3 separate regions of the Homo sapiens genome follow, and regions 1 and 3 are each linked to region 2. The links are chromatin contacts, found by Hi-C or POLR2A ChIA-PET in ENCODE. All regions are on one chromosome and are shown on one strand. Each heading gives the region's core, a stretch centred on a gene start or an enhancer-like site at or near the end of the contact. The rest is flanking DNA. Distances are from core to core; before and after follow the strand shown. Region 1 overlaps EGFR (epidermal growth factor receptor). Region 2 holds the start of ELDR (EGFR long non-coding downstream RNA). Region 3 overlaps EGFR (epidermal growth factor receptor).

Evidence for each region. A loop is a pair of places that touch in the nucleus more often than their neighbours do. ChIA-PET counts read pairs that join two places held with the same protein, here RNA polymerase II (POLR2A). Pooled maps may share reads with other maps.
Region 1: a map of PC-3 shows a loop between it and region 2 (4-fold over the local background). The contact joins the enhancer-like site here to the promoter of ELDR in region 2. A Hi-C loop is called at or near these places in 14 of 168 maps with a recorded cell type or tissue (Calu3, IMR-90, MCF 10A and 9 more), 2 of 37 single-sample maps with no recorded cell type and 4 of 50 pooled maps. POLR2A ChIA-PET finds 5 or more read pairs at or near these places in 3 of 52 experiments (BJ, OCI-LY7 and PC-9).
Region 3: a map of B cell shows a loop between it and region 2 (11-fold over the local background). The contact joins the enhancer-like site here to the promoter of ELDR in region 2. A Hi-C loop is called at or near these places in 16 of 168 maps with a recorded cell type or tissue (B cell, Caco-2, Calu3 and 13 more), 12 of 37 single-sample maps with no recorded cell type and 17 of 50 pooled maps. POLR2A ChIA-PET finds 5 or more read pairs at or near these places in 7 of 52 experiments (AG04449, HCT116, HEK293 and 4 more).

The regions. Positions count from the first base shown.
Region 1 is chr7:55,028,895-55,031,793 of GRCh38, forward strand. The region is part of intron 1 of EGFR (epidermal growth factor receptor); the gene reads left to right. Among named protein-coding and RNA genes, the nearest start is that of EGFR, 11 kb to the left of the region's middle. Within about 2 kb of position 1,590, at least 4 of the 41 ENCODE cell types and tissues checked have a DNase peak (open chromatin) inside an H3K27ac peak, as active enhancers do; they include PC-3 and PC-9, where a contact is called at or near this core.
Region 2 is chr7:55,253,984-55,256,979 of GRCh38, forward strand. It overlaps ELDR (EGFR long non-coding downstream RNA), which reads right to left and starts at 1,652. Exons shown (of 4, transcript NR_110426.1): 1 at 1,548-1,652; 2 at 1,204-1,435. RefSeq lists silencers at 769-1,328, 1,639-1,688.
Region 3 is chr7:55,072,755-55,075,619 of GRCh38, forward strand. The region is part of intron 1 of EGFR (epidermal growth factor receptor); the gene reads left to right. Among named protein-coding and RNA genes, the nearest start is that of EGFR, 55 kb to the left of the region's middle. RefSeq lists enhancers at 923-2,122, 1,635-1,804. Within about 2 kb of position 1,322, at least 33 of the 41 ENCODE cell types and tissues checked have a DNase peak (open chromatin) inside an H3K27ac peak, as active enhancers do; they include B cell, GM12878, HCT116 and 7 more, where a contact is called at or near this core.

The DNA of each region.
Region 1 (2,899 bases), core at 340-2,839, 230 kb before region 2:
CATGCCTGTAATCTCAGCACTTTCAGAGGCCGAGGCGGGCGGATCACAAGGTCAGGAGTTTGAGACTTGCCTGACCAACATGGTGAAACCCGCCTCTACTAAAAATACAAAAAAAACAGCTGGGTGCGGTGGCACGTGCCTGTAGTCCCAGCTACTCAGGAGGCTGAGGCAGGAGAATCACTTAAACCTGGAAGGCAGGGGTTGCAGTGAGCTGAGATCACACCACTACACTCCAGCCTAGGCGACAGAGCAAGACTCAGTCAAAAAACAAAAAAAAAGTGGTCATTGGAGAATTATTGTGTCACCTGTTGTTTTTTAATGTACTAATTTTGAGAGGCTTTTAAATAGAGTGCACTATAGAACTTTTTCTTGGCTTCAATTTGCTACAATGTTAATAGAGAATCAGAAACCTTATCCTTATAGATGTTTCTTGATTTTTTTAATTTCTGGTGACATTTATGAGTGAGAATAGTGTATTGCCCTGTTTTCTTTCTTACTCCCCTTTCTTCTTCCTTCCTTGCTTTCTTTCTTCTTCCCTTCCTTCTTTCTCTTCCTCGCTCCTTCTTTTTTACAAGCTGTTATGAATTAGCCTTCACAGAGAAAGAAAAATTTTTATAAATAACTGGAAATGAAACTTTGCAAAGGACTGCAGATGAAAAACTTTGTCAAATGACTGTAAAAATATACTATATAATTTTCAAAAGTTAGAAAGTACCAAACACACTCAGTATTCATGGTTATACAAGTATGCATACACATGTATTGCTCCCTGAAAAGTGGTGTTGTTAAGGGAGTTTTTCTTAGTACGCGGCTTAACATATTTTTTTCTGTAATTTGTTGTTAGTTATAATGGGGAGAGAAAACAGGTTAGAGTCTCCCCTCTCAGTTTCACCTTCCATAAAACAGCTAAACTAGACGATCGTCAGACTCCTTCCAGCTGAAAACATCTGTAAAATTAAAAACAAATCTAAATGTATGCAAGATATGTATTTAAACATGCTGGTAATAAGTGTGCTGTCCCTATAATTTAGATGCTAAAACATTGATGTCATAATAATAACAACACCTCGCATTTGTACAGCACCTCATAGTTTACACAATGCCTTAACATTCTTCTCTCTCAGCCTCCTACAACCCCACAGGATTGGGATAGCTTTCCAGATTGGGAGGTGAGGGACCCAGGCTCAGAGCGATTCTGCTGTTGTCCGTAATCACCAGGCTGGTGATCAGTGGGCACTGGGTGCTCTCCTGCTACACAGCACTGTCTCTCAACATGCAGGTCAAGGTTACTTATTCCTCCTTCAAGACGTCATTGGGTTTTTTAGCTATGGATGCCCCATCACTTTTAGTTCTATTTGTGAATCAAAGGCTAAATAAAGTATTCCTCAAAATTTGTTATACTTCTGTTACTAATGCTTAATGTCCCTCACAATTTCTGTATATTTCTGTGTATTTCTGCTCTGTTTTGGTTCCTTTCCCAGGTTTCTTTTTTGTTATGAAGTAGTTTTTAGACTCAAGTCTCTTCTGTATGTGTTATAACTGCCCATTCCATAAGATACAGGGCAGTGAATTTGTGAGCCTTGAAAATATTTACTTTAGAAATGAGAAGTATGACTTTTCAACGTTGTGTCATCAACTTCTGTAAATTTTCCAGACCTATAAATACTTGCAGAAAAAAAATGAAAGGAGAAGGCAACTTGATTTAGCAGTTGGGTCAGTTAGCAATGCCTATGGCAAGCTGTAGTAATTCCCTTACATAGATTTGTAAGACTCATTTCTATGATTTAAATGAAGGCATACACTTAACCTCTTTAGGGTGTGAAACAGCTTTTACAAAAAGAGACAAACTTAAGAAACAGTGTGGCCCTCCAAGAGTGTTCATTTTCCATATCATACCATTTGTAATAAGCTATTCTGGCTGGGATTTACTTGCAAGCATTGGCTTTTAAGAAGAGATGGTTTCACACATCAAATTATTCACTTGGAGGCACTTTCTGGGTTGAAGGAATGGAATGGAGAGTGCGGCAGTGAGTAGATCTCTCAGTGACGGTGATGTGCCTCTCCCAGAAGAAATTTCAAAATGCAGTGTTCATTTTCCTCCACAAGAAAGGAAGAAACTGTTTTGTTATTGTTTATTCCTAACATAGTGGAAACTTTTCAGTACTCTGGCAGAAATTTCCCAAAAGCAATTTTCTATTTCATGATTATAAAGTAGCAAAGGAAAAAGTCCTGCACTCCAGCTGAGCAATGGATCTCCAGTTGTTATCTAGGTGCTGCAGGTTTAGAGAGGATTGCCAGGAGAACACATCGATTTTTCAGGCCTGTGATGACGTATCTCTTGTTGAATAAGTAAACCCTTCCAGTAAACAGACAGTTAGTATATTGATTTCAGGGTGGCTTTAGCCACTGAACCTGTAAGTCTTGCAAAGGTTACTTGGGCAAAAGCATCATTATTTTACCTTCAGTCAACAAAAATCTACCTGGCCAAGGCAGAACAGAAAGTTCAGCAATTTGATGAAGTGGGACAACATGAAGAATCAGGTGAGTTGCCTACTTTTTCACTTCACTTTCCACCTTTAGAGATTCTTGTTTAGATGCAGAGTAGTGACGTGCCTGGTGTCAGGGAGAGAGTTGAATGAGAAAAGTCCCAGAAGGGCAGAAGACTTGGGTGATTATCTGAGTCCATCTTTCCTTATCACATGACAGAGTTCTTGAAGTCTTGGCTAGGAATTCTAGGCTTTTAGATTCTTTGGGCAATGGCTACTAAATGTTCATAATGTTGCTCAGTTGCAAAAACAAGACATTCAAACTATAGCCAGGGAGATAAGTAGTCACGAACTCAAGGCCTAAATTCTGCTGATGGAGCCGATGAGAATTGGGTGCTAAGGCAAAGAGAGTT
Region 2 (2,996 bases), core at 402-2,901:
GTGCTCCCGGGCCTTCAGCCACAGACTGAAGACTGCATTGTTGGCTTCCCTACTTTTGAGGTTTGGGGACTCAGACTGGCTTCCTTGTTCCTTAGCTTGCAGACAGCCTATTGTGGGACTTCACCTTGTGATCGTGTGAGTCAATATTCCTTAATAAACTTCCCTTCATATATAGGTCTATCCTATCAGTGCTGTCCCTCTAGAGAACCCTGACTAACATAGAAGAGTTGTGAAAATGACCGTTGGTCTGCCCTCACCCTTTCCCTCTTGTCCTTTAACCGCATGCGCTCAGTGTTACCTTCCGTGGCACCTGCTCACCGTCATCCCGTGGTGACTCGTGTGGGTAACTTCATCAGAGAAGACCCTGCCTGTCACCTCAGGTACAGCCCACGAAGTAAGGTGGCTGCAAGCGCAGATCCTGCACCTGCCCAAGGTGAAACAAATCAGCTCCCGGAGCCTGAGGTGCAAAGGGCAGGAAGCTCCCTGCGCACCCCTGCGGCCCCAGCGCGGCTCTCCCAGTCCCGCTGCCTCCCACTCCGAGCCCCTGCCGTCTGGGACCCGCTCCACCTCCCGCTCCCGGGCCCTCGGGGCATCCTGTCTCCATTCGCAGCCCAGTGCCCTCCACTCCCACGGCCTCGGGTACAGCTTCCACAGGGAAATCACCCACATCTGTGTCTCTCGCCTCGTTCCCAGTCCTGAGGCCGACGCATGGCCACTGAGCACACAGATCCAGCACAGCGTCCCTCGCCTTTCCCGCGCCCCGGGCAGAGGATGAGCACCAGGCCAGCCCTGCAGCTCACGCCGGCAGCCCTGGGCTGGCTCCGCACCCGCGCCTCGGGCTTCCACGGTGGACCCAGGAGACACCCTCTCGCCCAGCCCAGCTTCCCTGCGGGACTGAGAGGGAGAAGGGAGGAGTCGGGGAGCGAAGGCGGAGGCAGAGCTGGGCTGCGGGAGGAGGCGCGACGGCGGCACCGGCGGGATGGAGCAGCGGGATCCCGCGGTGACCGGGCGGATGGAGTGGCCGAGAGCGCCCCCTGCCGGCCAAGGGTCCCCCCTCACACACTCCCGGTGTGGCCGGGAAGGCGGGAGCCGGGTTCCCTGCCGGGAAGGCGGGAGCCGGGTTCCCTGCCGGTGGAGCCGGCGGCTCAGCCGGGCCCCGCACGCACCGGCCCCGCAGGGCCAGGTCCCCGCCTCCAGGCCCACCTTCGGCGCTCGCAAACGTCCGGGTGGCTGCGGCCTGGCCACCATCCAGGCCTCGCCCACCGGCAGTTGCCCGGGTCCACACAGGGACAAGCTCGGTCTCCGCCGCGTCCCGCCTGAGCCTCGCCCGCGCCCAGGGGACTCCACGCTGCACAGGGAGAGGGCCGCTCCGTGTGACAATGCAAGAAGGGCGAGCTCTCTTTTCCACCTGTCTCATCTCAGTGTGAACGGCGCCCTGGAAAACAGAACTGTTCAGGGACTTCTGAGGAGCTCGGCCAACGCTCTTGCCTCCCTACATTTTCCCGAAATCTGCCTTTCAAACAGGCTTCCTCTTGTCACAGACGAACCCATCTCCACGTTAGAGTGCATCGTGGCGTTTCCTATTTTCATAAAAGCCAGCGCCCTGGAATTGTCAGTCTGTTCTTACACTGTGAGTGTAACGGCCCTCTGTTAAATCTCAGCAAACCCTCGCGCGCCAGAGAGGCCAGCCCCAGAGCCCGCGCCCTGGAACGCGGCGGACCGCGGGTGCCCTCTGCGGGTGGCGCGTGGCCTGCGCAGCGATCAGGTCCTCAAGTCCCGAAGCCCCAGTGCCAGCCTCCGAAAAGCTGGCCCGGCAGGAAGGAGCCCAGTTCCTGCCCACTGCCTTCCGACGTCCTGTAAGTGGACCCCGCTTCCCGGGCCTCAGTGGTCTGGTCTGGAATGAAGAGTCTGAGCCAGGTGGTCCCAAGCGCTGCCGGGCTCCCACATTTTCTGACAATGAGGTAATCAGTCACGTGCACTTGCCAAGGTTTGGGCACCAGACTCTTTGACACCTGGTGTAGACTCAGCAAAATCCCATGAGCCACTATGCCCTTCAGATCAATGGACTATCACCTACTTCATTCGGACTTTTCGACCTCAGGTGAGACTGGAGAGAAACCTGGGACAGAGGAGACAGCTGGCTGAGATTCCCGTTCCTGCGTCTGAAGGCTGGAGGGTATGGAGAGTCCCTAGACAGTGGCACTCACGCCTGCTGCGCCCTGTGCTGCAGGTTGTACGCGATATAAAACATGACACTGACTGCCCGTGAGGATCTTGACAAGTTGTTTTGAAGATGGCATTTTGCTAAGTCCCTGAGGGTCACTGGTCCTCAAAGCGGCATGGCGGCATGGCGTGGCTGGTTCTGCCACATGCCAGCTGTGTGACCTCTGAGACTCCACTTCTTCAGTGCTGAAAATAAAGAAGGAGTTTTACTAAGGACCAAACAAGATAATGAATGTGAAACTGCTCCACGAACCCCAAAGAATTATGCACATAGATGCGATCATTAAGATGCGAAGCCATCGAGTTACCACCTGGCATGCTTAAACTGTAAAGAGTGGGTCAAAGTAAACTGAATTGGAAAATCCAAAGTTATGCAGAAAAACAATAAAGAGGTCTTACGTAGCAATACCGAACTTATGTCAGGCACTATTTCTCAAAACACAACTCCACTGAGATGCTCCAAGGAAAGAAAGGATTTTGTGGGCAAAAGCTTGATGCCCCTCTAGGGCACTCACAATGCTCGTCAGCACACAGAGCTACAAATAGTTCAGATTTTGCCACCCAATTTGTTGCCAAAAACATTCAATTTCCAGATCTGCTTTGGATTTCAGAATTGCAGATTCAAAACATTGTAAACCCTGGATTAAAACCCATTAAAAGTTTCCTGTCTGAGTTGCTCCTATGTCTCTCGTCTCTTCAGAAGAATTTATCTTTTTCTTTTTGACAATCATTCTTTCATAAGAATTGGTCTTTCAACCTACTTTTAGTTCACC
Region 3 (2,865 bases), core at 72-2,571, 180 kb before region 2:
TCCTTTTGAGGTCCTTAAAGTAATCCTTAAAAAGATAGTGCAGATGGAAAGATGTCTGGAGTCAGTGAACCTGCCTTCTTTCCTGTGTGCTTGTCAGTTTCTAAAATGCCATACACAAAGGACTTTCATGATTTCTTTTTAGGTACATGATTACAGTTCAATTCACTTCACTGTCTGGAAAATTTCCTTATAATCAGGATGAAATTTCTCATGTTAGCCTTTCACATTTCACTACTTTTAGATAAGGAATTCTCAGGCTTTGCTATATCTGACTGCTCTTGGAGGCTGAGCTTTTGGCTAACTACCTGACTACTTTGTCGTTTCTCTTCCCTTGGAATGAAGCAAATATCTAACTTCTCACTCATTGTTTCTGCTATTTTACCATTTAGTCATCTGTGATTTTTCTAAATACTGAAAGACTTCCCTCAATTCAAACTATGTGCCGGATCAAGGAAAGGGCAGTTGGATATTGCAGACAGCATAGTGCAATTGTGAAGAGTGTCTGCTTACCAGCCACGCTGCCTTGCACAAGTTATCAAGCCTCTCAACCCACTTCCTCAATCTGTAAAATAGGTATGAGTGTAGGACCTTCCCAGGGGATTTTTTTGTGACTATAGAATGATTCTCAGAAGACTTTCAGGCAGTATGTGGGTGAGGCACATGCTGGAAAGGCTTCTGCAGGTGCAGTGATCAATGCTTTTCTCAGTGTGTACATCCCATAATACAGACACGTTACCAGAAACTCCCTAGCCAGGACTTTGATTGCAGCTCACATTTTGTATATGGCCCATAGGGAAATGAAGTGTGTATTTTTTATAAAGTTCAAGTGTTAACTTAATTTGGAATTTACTATCAAATCTCAGTTGTTATGGGCATTTATAGCTATTAATACTTCGTCCCATGTGTCCCATGAGGAAACCAAGGAACAGAAATTAAAGTTCTTTCTGGAGTCCCCTGAATCTCGTTCCTGTTCTTTTGCACCCTGTTAATTACATAGAGACATTCACAGCTCTTCTGACCTTATCAGCGTTAAGGAAAACAGAAAACCAGCGTGCTATTTGTTCTGTCCCTTAGTCAAGCCTTCTCAACATATATTTTTCTTCCAAGATTTTGCATGTGCACAGGGATGCCTATCCTCTACAAGAAACACATTTTAGGCAAATTATAATTAAAATGCTGTTTACATCTCTTCACCTTTAGAATTTAAAGAATGATCATTTCTTAGATTGCATCTCAGACACACCCTTCCCCTAGTCTGGAGAGGGCGAGGCCCATGGGTACTGCAAACAGCCTGACGTTGTCAGGGGCGGTCTCAACGGCTCATTCACCACATCTGCCTCGCGAAGGCTAAGCCATGTGCTGTTACCCCTGCTGCGCTCTGGCTCATTCTAAGGTACACGCTATTAACCTTGTGAGAAAACAAAGAGGCCAGCCCCACCCTTCCTGCTCACTCTGAGTCACGGTGAAAATGTTTCAGGATCTCGGGTTCGACCATGAGTCCTGTCCAGGTCCAGGAGGAAATTCGGAAGGACCACATGTTCACTCTGAGATCCCACTTTCATTTCCCTCCTGGTTGAGCAGCATTAATACTCTGGCTAGATTTAAATTCTGGCTTTCTCCAGTTAGAACTGAAAGTTATGACAATGTAATCAAAATAGAATGTGGGTTTACAGCTGGCCCCCTGGCCTGGTTTGTGAACATAAAACAGAAACAGAAAGTGTAAGTGGTGACATCATATTCTCTCATTCAATGTGAAAGGCCACCGAAGTCTTTCCAGAATTATTTTTGAGAATAATATGAATTTTTAAAAAATACCTAATTATTTTAAATATCGTCTTGCTTGCTCCCCAAATACCTACTGTTTTCAACTTGGATATACGACATGATTAAAGAATATCTAATATTTGGGAATGCATACTTTAACCTTATAAACTACCACTGTAAATAGACAGACTCATTAAAGTGAAAGGACATTTTAAATCAATTAGTAAGCAAATCAATTAGGTGGCAAAGACAAGATTATTTTTCCTTATGGTAGTTGAAGAATAATGCTTAACCTGTCATTCTAATTACCAAGCACGGTGTTCTCTTTGGAAGATCATTTCAACAAAACATTATTTTCATCCAGAATTTGAACCTTGAGATTGCATGGTATTTTAGAAATCTATTTTAGAAATCTTTGGCAAAGGTTACTATTAAAACAATCACATTCATGGAAAATCAGTATAAGAGCAACTAAAATAACTCACAATACCAGTAAAATCACTTTGTCATCTTCTTAAGACTTTTAAAGAGCATTTGTAAGTAACTGAATAGAAGGCCAAAGGGTGTGTAGGTAGCCCAGACCATCAGTGGGCAGCCAGGGCCAGGGCAGGGGCCACGGTTGCAGCCTGCATTCTTCTAAAGGGCAGAGCAAATTAAAGTTGAAGCAGGAGCTAAAAAAAAAAAAAAAAATGTTTCAAAGAATTCCACCAACCAGAGGATACTACCTAGGACAGTTTGGGCCTAACTTATCTGTGAAGGCCTCCAGCTTCCTCCACACCGGTGGCCACTTTTCATTCACTCTGAACCCTTCTTTGTATGGAGGTCATTTTATTAATTGAGCTGTGACCAACATGACAGAATTTCCTGTTTTAGGGCTTTTATAATATAGATAGTTTATATCTAATTTCAGAATATATTCACTGGGGAATGGACTTAGCAACCACTACCACAACAATGCAACAATGTGTTTTGGAACAAATTTACCAATCTGAATTTCCCCCTAGATTAGGTCACAGGAACATTGCAGCTGATGTACAGCTATGTTCCTCCTGAAACTTGGAGACACATCCTCTTGAGCTGGGTTATAATGGGCCACCCAAA